Regions from separate parts of the Mus musculus genome. Here region 1 is linked to region 2. Evidence: chromatin contacts called from ENCODE Hi-C or POLR2A ChIA-PET data. All regions are on one chromosome and are shown on one strand. Each heading gives the region's core, a stretch centred on a gene start or an enhancer-like site at or near the end of the contact. The rest is flanking DNA. Distances are from core to core; before and after follow the strand shown.

Region 1 (5,154 bases), core at 733-3,232, 410 kb after region 2:
GTGCAAGGGACATATTTTAGTGGGAAAGACAAATTATTAATTATTTAGCATTTTTGTTTTTGTTCCCTATGACATGTTCAACTGATATTATGCCCATCTGTTTGAACAAGATCCATCTTCATTTATCTTTTTTGGATTATTACTGTTATTGTTATTATCATCATCATTATGACTGCTATTATTATTATTATTATACTGGGGCATATTAAGCAAGTTCTTACCACTAAGCTACATCCCCAACATCTTTGTTTTGTGATATAAATCGGTGCTTCCAATAATTTTTCGGGAGGAATTTTAGAATGGTCACCCCCAAACACCTCCAAGTCAAAAATACCTTTCTCTCACAGGTCCCTGTAGCTTCGTTGCTTGTTTTGAGTAACGATGAGGGAGGAAGGGCTCTGTGGGGTGGATAAGGGGAACAGATGTCCAGTTTCCCCAGTACGCACTGCTTTGACCCTGAGAGTGAGAGTTAGAATGTAAGCAGGACTCAGAGAATAGATGGTTAAATGCTAGCTCACAAGTAAAATATAAAGACCATGCATGAGGCTCGGGGACGAGGGTCCTTCTTTCTCTCCTGGAGGTGTTGTGCCAGGGAAATATTAGTAATCCCCCCCAAAAAACAGACAGGAGATGATTGGATGCAACTTACAGCAGGGTCTTTACTCTATTCAAGCTAGCTCAGGCCCCTCAGCTCACTACCGACACGCATGGCAGTTCTGGTGGTGGGGAAGCCCCAAATGTCTATCGGGGCAAGGCTTTATAGTAAACACAAGCAGGGAAGATGTGTGCAAGCATCAAATTGGAAAGCTCCTGTGGCCTTTAACATAATTGGCTGGTGCTGGGAGTCATATCATAAACTTAACTTCTGTTCCCCTCTGCATTGGTGATCGTTAGGCAAGGAGTGGACTTGTAACCTGGGCATGCAGGTTTGTTGAGGGAACAACCTGGAGATACTGGTCTTGTTGAAAGTGTAACCTGGAAACGCTGGTCTTGTTGGGGATTAGCCTAGAGACTGAAGCTAGGCCCAGGTTTTGTTGCGGGGGCAACTTGGAGACCAGTGGAGTTCAAACTTAGGCCAGGCTCTCTAAAATGGAGTCTGAACTTAAAAACTTTGGCATCCAGAGTCAGTTAGTTAACTGGTGTCTTATGGCCTCCATTCCACCCATCCCTACCTTCAGAGACCCACTAGGAGCCCTACTCAAGACCCGTGGAACCCTTAATTGGTTGCCCTATCTCCTAAGAAACATGATGAACTCCACTTGCTGAGGTTCAAAGTCCAGGGTGTAGGTATGATAATGGAGCTAAGAAGCTCACAAGGGCTTGGCTAAAGCTGTCTGTTTCCAGTGTCTGACTGCTAGCCACTTACAAAGGAGGCAGAAAGCCAAGGTTTAGACAAGGAAGAGGCTAGAGGTCCTGGAGGTTCATGTAAGTGACAGGGTCCTTTGAAAGTGCCCCACCTATGTTAAGAAGTATAGACTGATTTGAGTCCAACTGGTGGCAGCCCTATAGGATCCTGGTGTCTTTACCAATGATCAAGGTTTAGAAAAAAGAATTGAGCCGCTATCATCAAGTACAAAACCCTGGAACCAACCACCCAGAATCTCCCAGATTAATAACCACGAGGTAACCAAAAGACATTCTTCCCTCTACCTTTACCCAAGCTGCCCCAAGGGAGACCTACTGATAGTATTGTCCAGGCCTGAAGAGACTTTACCCATCACAGCTGGTTAGTGACTTCTGAACTTGCAGTTTAGGGACTCCATGCTAAAAACTGGGTATACTACGTAAGCACATGGAGGGATCTCCACAGCCGTTGGCTACTGGAGAAGTTACGCCTTTGTTCGTACCATTCCTTCTACCATGGCTCTCACCATGGGAAGTGTGAGAGGGGTAGACACTGTCCCCTTCTGACACTGTTGTCACGAGCCTCCCGTGGCATGTAGACTGTTGAAGGTCATCCTAAGATCACCAAGCTTGGGCCATCTCAGGGGAACTGGCAGGTTCCTTGGGATACAGCTCCTCATTGCTGAGGCTCTAGCAGCCTCTAGGGGTTGCCATGGGTTACTGAGTACTTGGTACCTTGTCTGGAATCGTTCAAGCTGAAGTTCTAGATATTTCCTCCAGGCGGCTCCAGAGAGCACAGTGGGTTTGATGATGGGACCTCAGCCAGGCCTCCATTGGCTGATGGTAACCTGGAAATGGTTAGAGAAAGGGCCAAGGGACCCAGGCTGGCCCTGTGGTCAGTCAGCTTGACTGGGTGCAGCTAAGATTTGCCCCCATTCTCAGGGTGTGTACGCACCACAATGAAGCAGATTCCCGGCCACCTGCTCTGACGGGCCACAGCATCCCATCCCTCCCTGAACCCTCCAAGGCTACAGCAGCTCCTGCTCTCATCCTAAGCTCCTCAGTGTCCAGACAGAGGCATGGGAACCCTGTAGGGCTGTGCAAAGGGCCTTCTGCCTTCTCCAGGGTCTTATCAGTAGCCCCTGTCACTTTCCAGGATTTCTTTTTCTTTTCTCTTTTTTTTCCTTTCTTTTATGAGTGTGTATATGTGCATGCATGCATGTGTGTGTGCACACATGCTCTTGTGCATGAGTACCCACACATGCACACATGTATACATACATGTATGTAGAGTTCAGAAGTCAATATTGGGTTATCTCCTTCTATACTCTCTACCTTATTCTTTAGAGACAGACTCTCAGTGAACCTTGATTTTGCCAATTCAGCTGGATCATGTGGCCAGAGAGCCCTGAGAAGTCCTGTCTCCACTCACCAAGCATGCCCTGCTGAGCTGTTTGTTTGTTTATGTATTTGACGTGGGTGCTGGGGATGAAACTCAAGTGTTCACACTCGCCTGGCAGGCACTTTATTGTGAGCCCTCCCCTCAGCTCTTGGGTGCCAGTTTTCAATGATTTATCTCGAGATCGAATCCAGTCCTGACACTCTCTGTGTGAGCATGCTCAGCACCGCTCATTACCCTGGACAAATGTGAAACCCCATCTCATGGGCCCCTTTCCCACTCTGCTCTCTGAGCATGACTCCTCATTCTTGCCAGGATGAATTCTCTGAGTTTCCAGTGTCCTGCCTGAAACTACATGGTATCTCCTCTCAGAGCTGAGACTCTGAGGATTTCATGGTCCTTTCTAACACATAGGGGTGTGTGTGTGTGTGTGTGTGTGTGTCTTTGTGTGTATGTCTGTATGTATATATCTGTGTGTCTGTGAGTGTGTGTCTGTGTGTAAGTATGTATCTGTGTGTGTAAGCTTGTATATCTGTGTGTGTTTGCACGTGTGTCTGTGGGTTTGTGAGCGTGAGTATGTATGTATCTGTGTATGTCTATGTGCATATATGTAAATGTGTGTGGTTGTATGTGCATGTGAGTGAGTATGGGTTAGTGAGCATGCATGTGTGATTGTGTGTGTGTGTCTATGTGTGTCAGTGTGTATGTATGTCTGTGCAGGTCTGTGTGTATGTCTATGTGTGTCTGTGTGTGCCTGTCTCTATGTGTGCATGTACACAAATGTGTGTGCTTGTATGTGGATTTGGTGACTGAGTATGGGTTAGTGAGTACATGTATGTGTGTGTTTATGTGTATGTGTGTGTGTGCATGGATATGTGTGTGAGCTAATATTTGGAAAGCTGTCTGTGACCTGCTCCGAGTGACTTTTCTGAAGAACACTGAAGAACTTTAAGACACAGCTCCCACATTCATGAAGATTTTATCTTCTAATTGGCTGCATAAGACACTAACACATGAAGAAGCTAGAAAGTAGTTAAACTACTGTGTGTGTGTGTGTGTGTGTGTGTGTGTGTGTGTGTGTGTGTGTGTGTGAAACATGGGGTACAAACTGGGGCCCATGATGGTGTAAGCCCTTAAGGGCATCTTGGCCAGCACAAGCATTGTCTTTCAAATTGTCTTATGTGTTATAACATAAGATTTAGTAACTGGCCATCTTAAGGTGTAGAGTCCAGTGGCTTTCTGTACATCCATGTTGCTAGGCAACCATCTCTACCTCCCATTCCCATCCTGCAGAACCAAAACCCCACCTCCACTCAGTAGTAGCTGTCTGTCATTGCCCTCTCGCCCTGGCCACCATCATTCAACTATCTCTGTGACCATGATTACCCTAAGAACATCATACACACAGTACGTAGCCTTCTGTGATTGACACCTCACTGAGCAGTCCTCTAAGCTCATCCGTGTCGAAGGCTGTATCCACATTTTAATCCCGTTTAAGGCTAAGTAATACTATTTTGCAAACGTACACCACACCTTGTTACCTGTTTGTCTGGCAGTAGAGATGGGGGCTGCTTCTGTATTTACACCTCCTGTGACTAATCCTGTTATGAACACAGGCATGCAAATAAATCCTCGCTGCTTTCAGAAACACGGGGCTCCATCCCCAGAGCTGAAGTCGCTAAGTCACACTCCATTCTTCTTAGTCTTTGGAGAATCTGGCACGCAGTTTCTCAGATTGGCTTGCCTCCTGTTATATTCCCACCAGCCGAGCGCAGGATTCCAATTTCCCCTCACCCTTGCCAGCACGTTCCAGCTTCTACTTCTTTTCATTTTTTGATGGTAGCCATCATAATAGGTACAAAGTGGCCAGCAATTGCTTTAAAAAAATTTTTTATATAGTTGCTAATGTTTAAGGTCTTCTTGTTTCTAATCCACATTCCCACTTCATTTGAGAGACTGTAAGACTCTGGCGGGCCTCAGCCTGCACTTGCCTCTGGTGACAAGTGTCTGGAGCCAAGCAGCAGCTGTGCCCCTGGCAGGGACAGGGTCTGCATAGCCAGCTCACCTCACTGTCTCTCTGCATGGGCTCTTGCACACAGGGCCAAGGCAATGCCTCTCCCGCCAAGGTTGTTGCTTTCCGTAGCACAGTCAGGAAGAAAGAGAGCTGTTTCATATACCTACCCTTCATGAACTCGGAGAAAGATAGACACCAACAGGAACACTGGCAGCCAGCACAAGGTAAGGGAGGCTGCTTAGATTTAACCCACAAACACCATTCCTCACACTAACCTATTCCCTGCCTGGCCCTGTAGGCACTAGGCTTGTGGTCCTGGCTAAACAACTCAGCTGGGAGGTATTCCCAGACAAGGGTTGTGCTGTGAGCTGGTCCAATCAGGCATTTTGGAAAGGGA
Region 2 (5,597 bases), core at 2,518-5,017:
GTACGGATCGACAGTGTTATCCCACACATTTTAAAAATGGAGCCTGCAGATTACAACTCTCAAATAATTGGTCACAGCCTTTGAGAGCTGAGGTCACCCCGCTATGAACTAAGTTTACTGTTCCTTCTCGGGACACAAGAAACCAAATGGAGCTGTTGCTTCCAGGGAGTCTGCGAATAGTAACTGTAAGAGTAACCAAAATTGAAAGTATTTTTCTTTTGGATTCCTTAAGAAGAAATCAAGCGACCAGGCAGGGGTCAGGAAATATACTACCCTGTCTGTCCTCTAGGGATGATTTAAAAAGGTACTGGGCTGCTCTTGGTGAGGATGACACCTAAGACTGTCTCCTCCTGACCATCTACACTAAGCTTTCTCATTCTATTTTATAAAACAAATAAACTAGTCTTTTCCCCCCTGAATTGCGTTCTCTTCCTGTTTAATTCCATTGAGCCAGAACATTAATAATTAAACACCTAAGCAGGGACTTCTTACATCTTACTTATCCATAATCATTTTAGTTACCAGGTCAAAGGTTATCTTATGCTCACTTATATAATGATAATATCAGAGCTATAGGAAGTAAGAAATGAATATATATATACATATATATATATATATGTATATGCTTTTATAAACATCAAGCATATAACACTCTCGTTGCTGGCAATGAGACACAAGCCATTTGTATTTTCTTTCATAGTGTAGTAGATTATTAGTTATAAGCACTTTTATTCATTGCGGTAGAAAATTAGTCTTGAGAATAAGATGGGGATCCTGTTTTAAATTTGGGGGTTTACTGTGTTTTAAACATAGTACAGACTGCCCCCAGGATGTATTAGTATTTTAGAATGGATACTAAAGTAGTTGCTTTTTTCATTCCACAGAAAGCATCTATCCTCTTCTCAGACGGGGGTTCAGCTTTTTCACCCTGCCCTGGCCTTTAGCCGTTTTTATTGGGTCCTTTTTAAAAAAACTCACCCAGTTTGCTAAGTAATGCAATTATCAAAGCCAATATGGTTCCAAGGTGAGTTAAATAATTCAAGCAATTGATAATTCATAAAGGCAAAAGACTCTGCACTGATTCTTTTCCCTGCAGAGCCGAGGAAGGCTGCTCTAACAACCTCAAGTTTCATTATTTGCTACAACCAAAGCATTTTAGACTCCTCAGTCTTCCACACCAATATGACAGGCATCAGTCGCTCTTTGTACTGATTTTATAATGGATTCCTTTAGTAAATCTGTTCATCTATTTGTTGATCTTCTCCCCCCATCTCTCCTCTTCCCTTTCTTCTTTCTCCCTCTCCCTCTCTCCGTCCTTCTTTTCCACATCTCTGTTTTGTTTTCTTGAGACAGGATCTTGCTACCCAGCCCAAGCTGAACTCAAGTTTGCCGTTATCTTCCTGCCTCCCACTCCCCGTTGCTGGGATTATAGACATGCACCACACGCTGGTATTTATTTTTCAAACACAGAGATTTTATTGCAGTTAGATTACATTCTTTATTATTAATAAAAAGTTTTGCTGAATTTTTCTATGGGGGGTGGTGGATTTTACTACTAACAGTAGTAACAAAAAGTTTAAAAGTGTAGTCTTGCAAATGTTACCAACTTACTAGGAGGGCTTTATTTCCTGTTTCATCCTGTCAACAGTTCTATTTATAAGAAGCTGCCAGGGAATAGTGCATAGAGCATAAAATGCTCACGCAGAAAGTCTCAGTAGGGCATGTGTAACCTGCATCCCAGCACATCTGTAGATGACGATGTCATATCACAGTGTCAAAATGTTGGCTCCTTTGATACCTTTATCATCTCAAGATAATAAGCCAAGGATTCACCAAAAAAAAAAAAGTGTCCTAATGGTTATTTCTTTGAGATATTTTTCCTGATGAAATTTGTAGTTACATTGGGAAGTCTTTTTAAAACTGTATTAAAATGTGACTTGCATTACAAATTTCTGTATCCTGTCAATGTATTTTATTTCAATGACCTATTTATTTGGTGATTGGATGCCCTCTGCGTCATAGGGCATCCCAGTGGGAGAGCTTGTGCTTAGGTTAGCATTTACAAGGCCCTAGGTTCAGTCTCCAGCAGTAGAAGGGAGAAAAATCATATAAGCATTTTAAGAACAAAAATAATGGCAAGATGGCTTAGAGGGTCAGAGCACTTTCTGTGGAAATGCAGCTATCTGAGTTCAGTCTCTTTCCTTTGTGCTCCCCACACACACATGGAGTTTAAGATTATATAAACAAAGAAAACCTGCATCGATTTGAATAAGTACATAAAGCATAGAGAATATGATTTAACTAGTTTACTGTTACATCTGTGTAACAGTACATTTACATGTACATATACATATAAAATGTAGTCAAGAAGCAAGAGCATCAAGTCTAGGTAATAGTTGGGAAGGGAGGAGGAAGGTGCAAACGGGGAAGGATATAGAAGGGGCTTCAAAACTATTGGCAGTATGTCAAGCATCAAGGTTTTGCGGTTAGCCACCCCAAACCTACCAGTTAGAAGTGTGCATTTTCACATGAATGTATAATACAGACAGAGGTGGTCAGGGACAACCTATCTCCATTCAGTCAGAACAGGGGTCTGGCAGAAATCATGGGTTTAAATCTCTGTAGTCACTGAGTATTAGTGGCTGTTAGCTGGGACTTGCAGTGGGACAGAATCTGGGCATGGCCAGAGTCTCTCTGTTCTGCTCCTTACTGCCTACTGGCTGTGTTCTAAGGGAAAGAGCTGGAGGCCAATTTGCCTTCTATCCTGCTATCAGAAGTCTCCTGTGACTCCCCTGCATTCTAGTCATCAAAAAACATACATATTGTGAGGAATATGTAAAGACACACAGGGCTTGGAAACAATATGCAAATAACGCAAAATATTTTTAAAATGAAATTAAGAATATTAGCTGCTCTTGCCAAGGACCTGGGTTTGATCTTAGCCTACCTTGCAAGCGTGAGAAAAGAAGTTACAGCTCAGAGCCCATGTAGAAAATTCGGGTATGGTGGCACCTTTGTAGACTCAGTTCCAGGGATGTGGAGGCAGGTGTATTCCCGAGGTTCGCAATCTGGCCAGCCTTGTCGACTTGACACTTAACTATTTTTAATCTTTAATTTTATTAATCCTAGTTTCTTCTTTCTTTTCTTTTCTTTTTCTTTTTTATGGCTAGGGGTTTGCCAGTATTGTTTATTTATTTTATTATTTTGTAAAGCACTAACTCTGTGATGAAGTCTACCTAGTGTCTGTGCTTACACCTTGCAACAATAAAATAACAAATCCTTCAGGTATTTTACTTAATCTTATTCTTTGCAATTCTTCATCACTCATCTACCAGCATACCGACGCTTAATGAATTCAAAATCATACGCACTCTGTATTAAATGTACAATACCGCTGTGGGGTCAGTAATGCATTTCTTAGCTTCTAGTGCTATAAGGAATTTTTGGAATGTGCGTCATCGTTGTCTGGAGGAAGAAACTTATTTCGACAGGAGAAACTCCCATCTGGGAAAGCTTTGCTTGGCGTACTTCTCCCCGCAGGGTCGCTTTCTGGGTACAGCCTCCGAAAACATTAATTTCACCTTTAGGAAGACACCAACCTGTACTGTAAAACCCCAGATAATCCTCCCTGCGCGACCTCCAGCTCTGCGCCTGCGTAGAACGACCTCCGCGGCCGGTTGACGAGCAGGAACCTCCAAACGGTGGCGCCTTGAGTATCTCGTCTTCCGCCCGGCGGGTTTTACCCGAACACGGAAGGGGCGGACCATGCAGATGAGAATGGAGCTGGTGGAGGTCCTGAAGCGCGGCGTGCAGCAGGTCACCGGCCACGGCGGCCTGCGGGGCCTCCTACGGGTTTTCTTCAGGTAGGAGGCCAGGGCTAGACCCTGGGTCTCTGGGGACGCACCTCCGCTGGCTGCTTTCCTGGAAAGGAGCTCAGATTAGATCACTTTGGAGGTCCAGGGATCCGGTCAAGGACAAGTTCAGTCCCAAGAGTTGAGTTCCTTGGACTGAGACGTCTCTGGGCCCTACTCAGCCCCTAGTGGCGGAGCTGTGACGCAGGTGCTAGGGTAGCCGGGATGCTCCGGGCTCGAGTCCTGGGGTGTAATGAGGCTTAGCATAGCAACCCCTCTACCCCTCACGGTGACCTTGGGCAAGTTTTCCTCTGCACTGTGTACAGTAAGAAGTTGAAGGTGGCGATCATGCTAGTCCCGATTAGCCCCATAAATCGCAGCAAATCCGGAGGACCAGTGAATAATCCAGGGGACACTCGTAATACGAAGATGATGAAGTACTTTGACTGCCTGAAGGTTTTGCTAACTTAGTGTCTCAGGGTGCACGTATCTACATACGTGGACCGTAGCTGGAAAGTAGTGTTTTATATGCAATCTAAGCACATCAGTTGTTTGGTTGATTACCCCCCCCACACACACACACCTGTCTGCATGCTGCTGGGACAACACAGGAGACTCCAGAGCTCTTTGCCAGAAAGTTAATTCGTGAGCGTTGAGTGGCAAGAGCCTTCGGCTGAAGGCTAGAGGTGTACAAGCAGCGAGCATCCCCCGTAGCATCTCGTTCTTGTGTCGATGCAGAAACAGTCGGTGGTACGGTCTGTTTCTGGGTTTGTCTTGAACAGTGTGAATCATTCTGAGATGCCTTTTTTTTCCTCTGTGTACTTCTTAAAGGGCAAATGATATAAGGATTGGTACACTGGTGGGAGAAGACAAATATGGAAATAAATACTACGAAGACAACAAGCAATTTTTTGGTGAGTGCAGTATTTTCTTTTTCTTTTATTTTTTTAAGATTTATTTTATTATTATATGTAAGTACACTGTAGCTGTCTTCAGACACCCCTGAAGAGGGTGTCAGATCTTGTTACAAATGGTTGTGAGCCACCATGTGGTTGCTGGGGTTTGAACTCAGGACCTCTGGAAGAGCAGTCGGTGCTCTTAACCGCTGAGCCATCTCTCCAGCCCAGTATTTATAGATTTTGTGTGTGTGTGTGTGTGTGTGTGTGTGTGTGTGTGTGTGTGTGTGTGTGTATAAATGGATGGGGTTAGGATTCAGAGTCTAGTTTTGACATCATGCATGAACAGATACTAAGTGACTTGGAACGGAAAACTCAATAGGAAATTTAAAACGTGGGCAGAGGGGATGGCTCAGCCAGTTTGGGCACCTGCCACCATACATAGTGACCTGAAGTACACCCTTCAACGACCCCAGACCTCATCTTTCAGGTGAAGAAGCCAAGCCATCTATCACCTCATACTATTCTGTAGAGGTGTGTAAGCCAGACTTATGTGGCTGCAAGTTGGTGCCCCAGACGTTTGCATCTTATTCTGTAACATTTTCTTTTTTTTTTTTTTTTTTTTTTTTTTTTTTTTTTTTTTTTTGAGACAGGGTTTCTCTGTGTAGCCCTGGCTGTCCTGGAACTCACTCTGTAGACCAGGCTGGCCTCGAACTCAGAAATCCGCCTGCCTCTGCCTCCCAAGTGCTGGGACTAAAGGCGTGCACCACCACCGCCCGGCCAACCATAACATTTTAAACACAAACCACAGAACTTTAAGCTTTGGTCAGATTTTAAGTAATCTGAGCTG

What was found. Hi-C counts contacts between places; a loop is a spot of excess contacts on that map. ChIA-PET counts read pairs that join two places held with the same protein, here RNA polymerase II (POLR2A).
Region 1: a map of gastrocnemius shows a loop between it and region 2 (2.4-fold over the local background). The contact joins the enhancer-like site here to the promoter of Ndufa12 in region 2. A Hi-C loop is called at or near these places in 11 of 37 maps with a recorded cell type or tissue (gastrocnemius, heart and left cerebral cortex). POLR2A ChIA-PET finds 5 or more read pairs at or near these places in 1 of 5 experiments (Patski).

What each region holds. Positions count from the first base shown.
Region 1 is chr10:94,607,354-94,612,507 of GRCm38, forward strand. Gm32898 (a long non-coding RNA gene) reads right to left here. Exons shown (of 5, transcript XR_001779842.1): 4 at 335-5,154. Among named protein-coding and RNA genes, the nearest start is that of Gm32898, 14 kb to the right of the region's middle. Within about 2 kb of position 1,983, at least 1 of the 3 ENCODE cell types and tissues checked has a DNase peak (open chromatin) inside an H3K27ac peak, as active enhancers do; it is heart, where a contact is called at or near this core.
Region 2 is chr10:94,195,268-94,200,864 of GRCm38, forward strand. It overlaps Ndufa12 (NADH:ubiquinone oxidoreductase subunit A12), which reads left to right and starts at 3,768. Exons shown (of 4, transcript NM_025551.4): 1 at 3,768-3,863; 2 at 4,683-4,765. The coding sequence starts at 3,778. It overlaps Nr2c1 (nuclear receptor subfamily 2, group C, member 1), which reads left to right. Exons shown (of 14, transcript NM_011629.3): 14 at 1-1,947. The coding sequence ends at 84.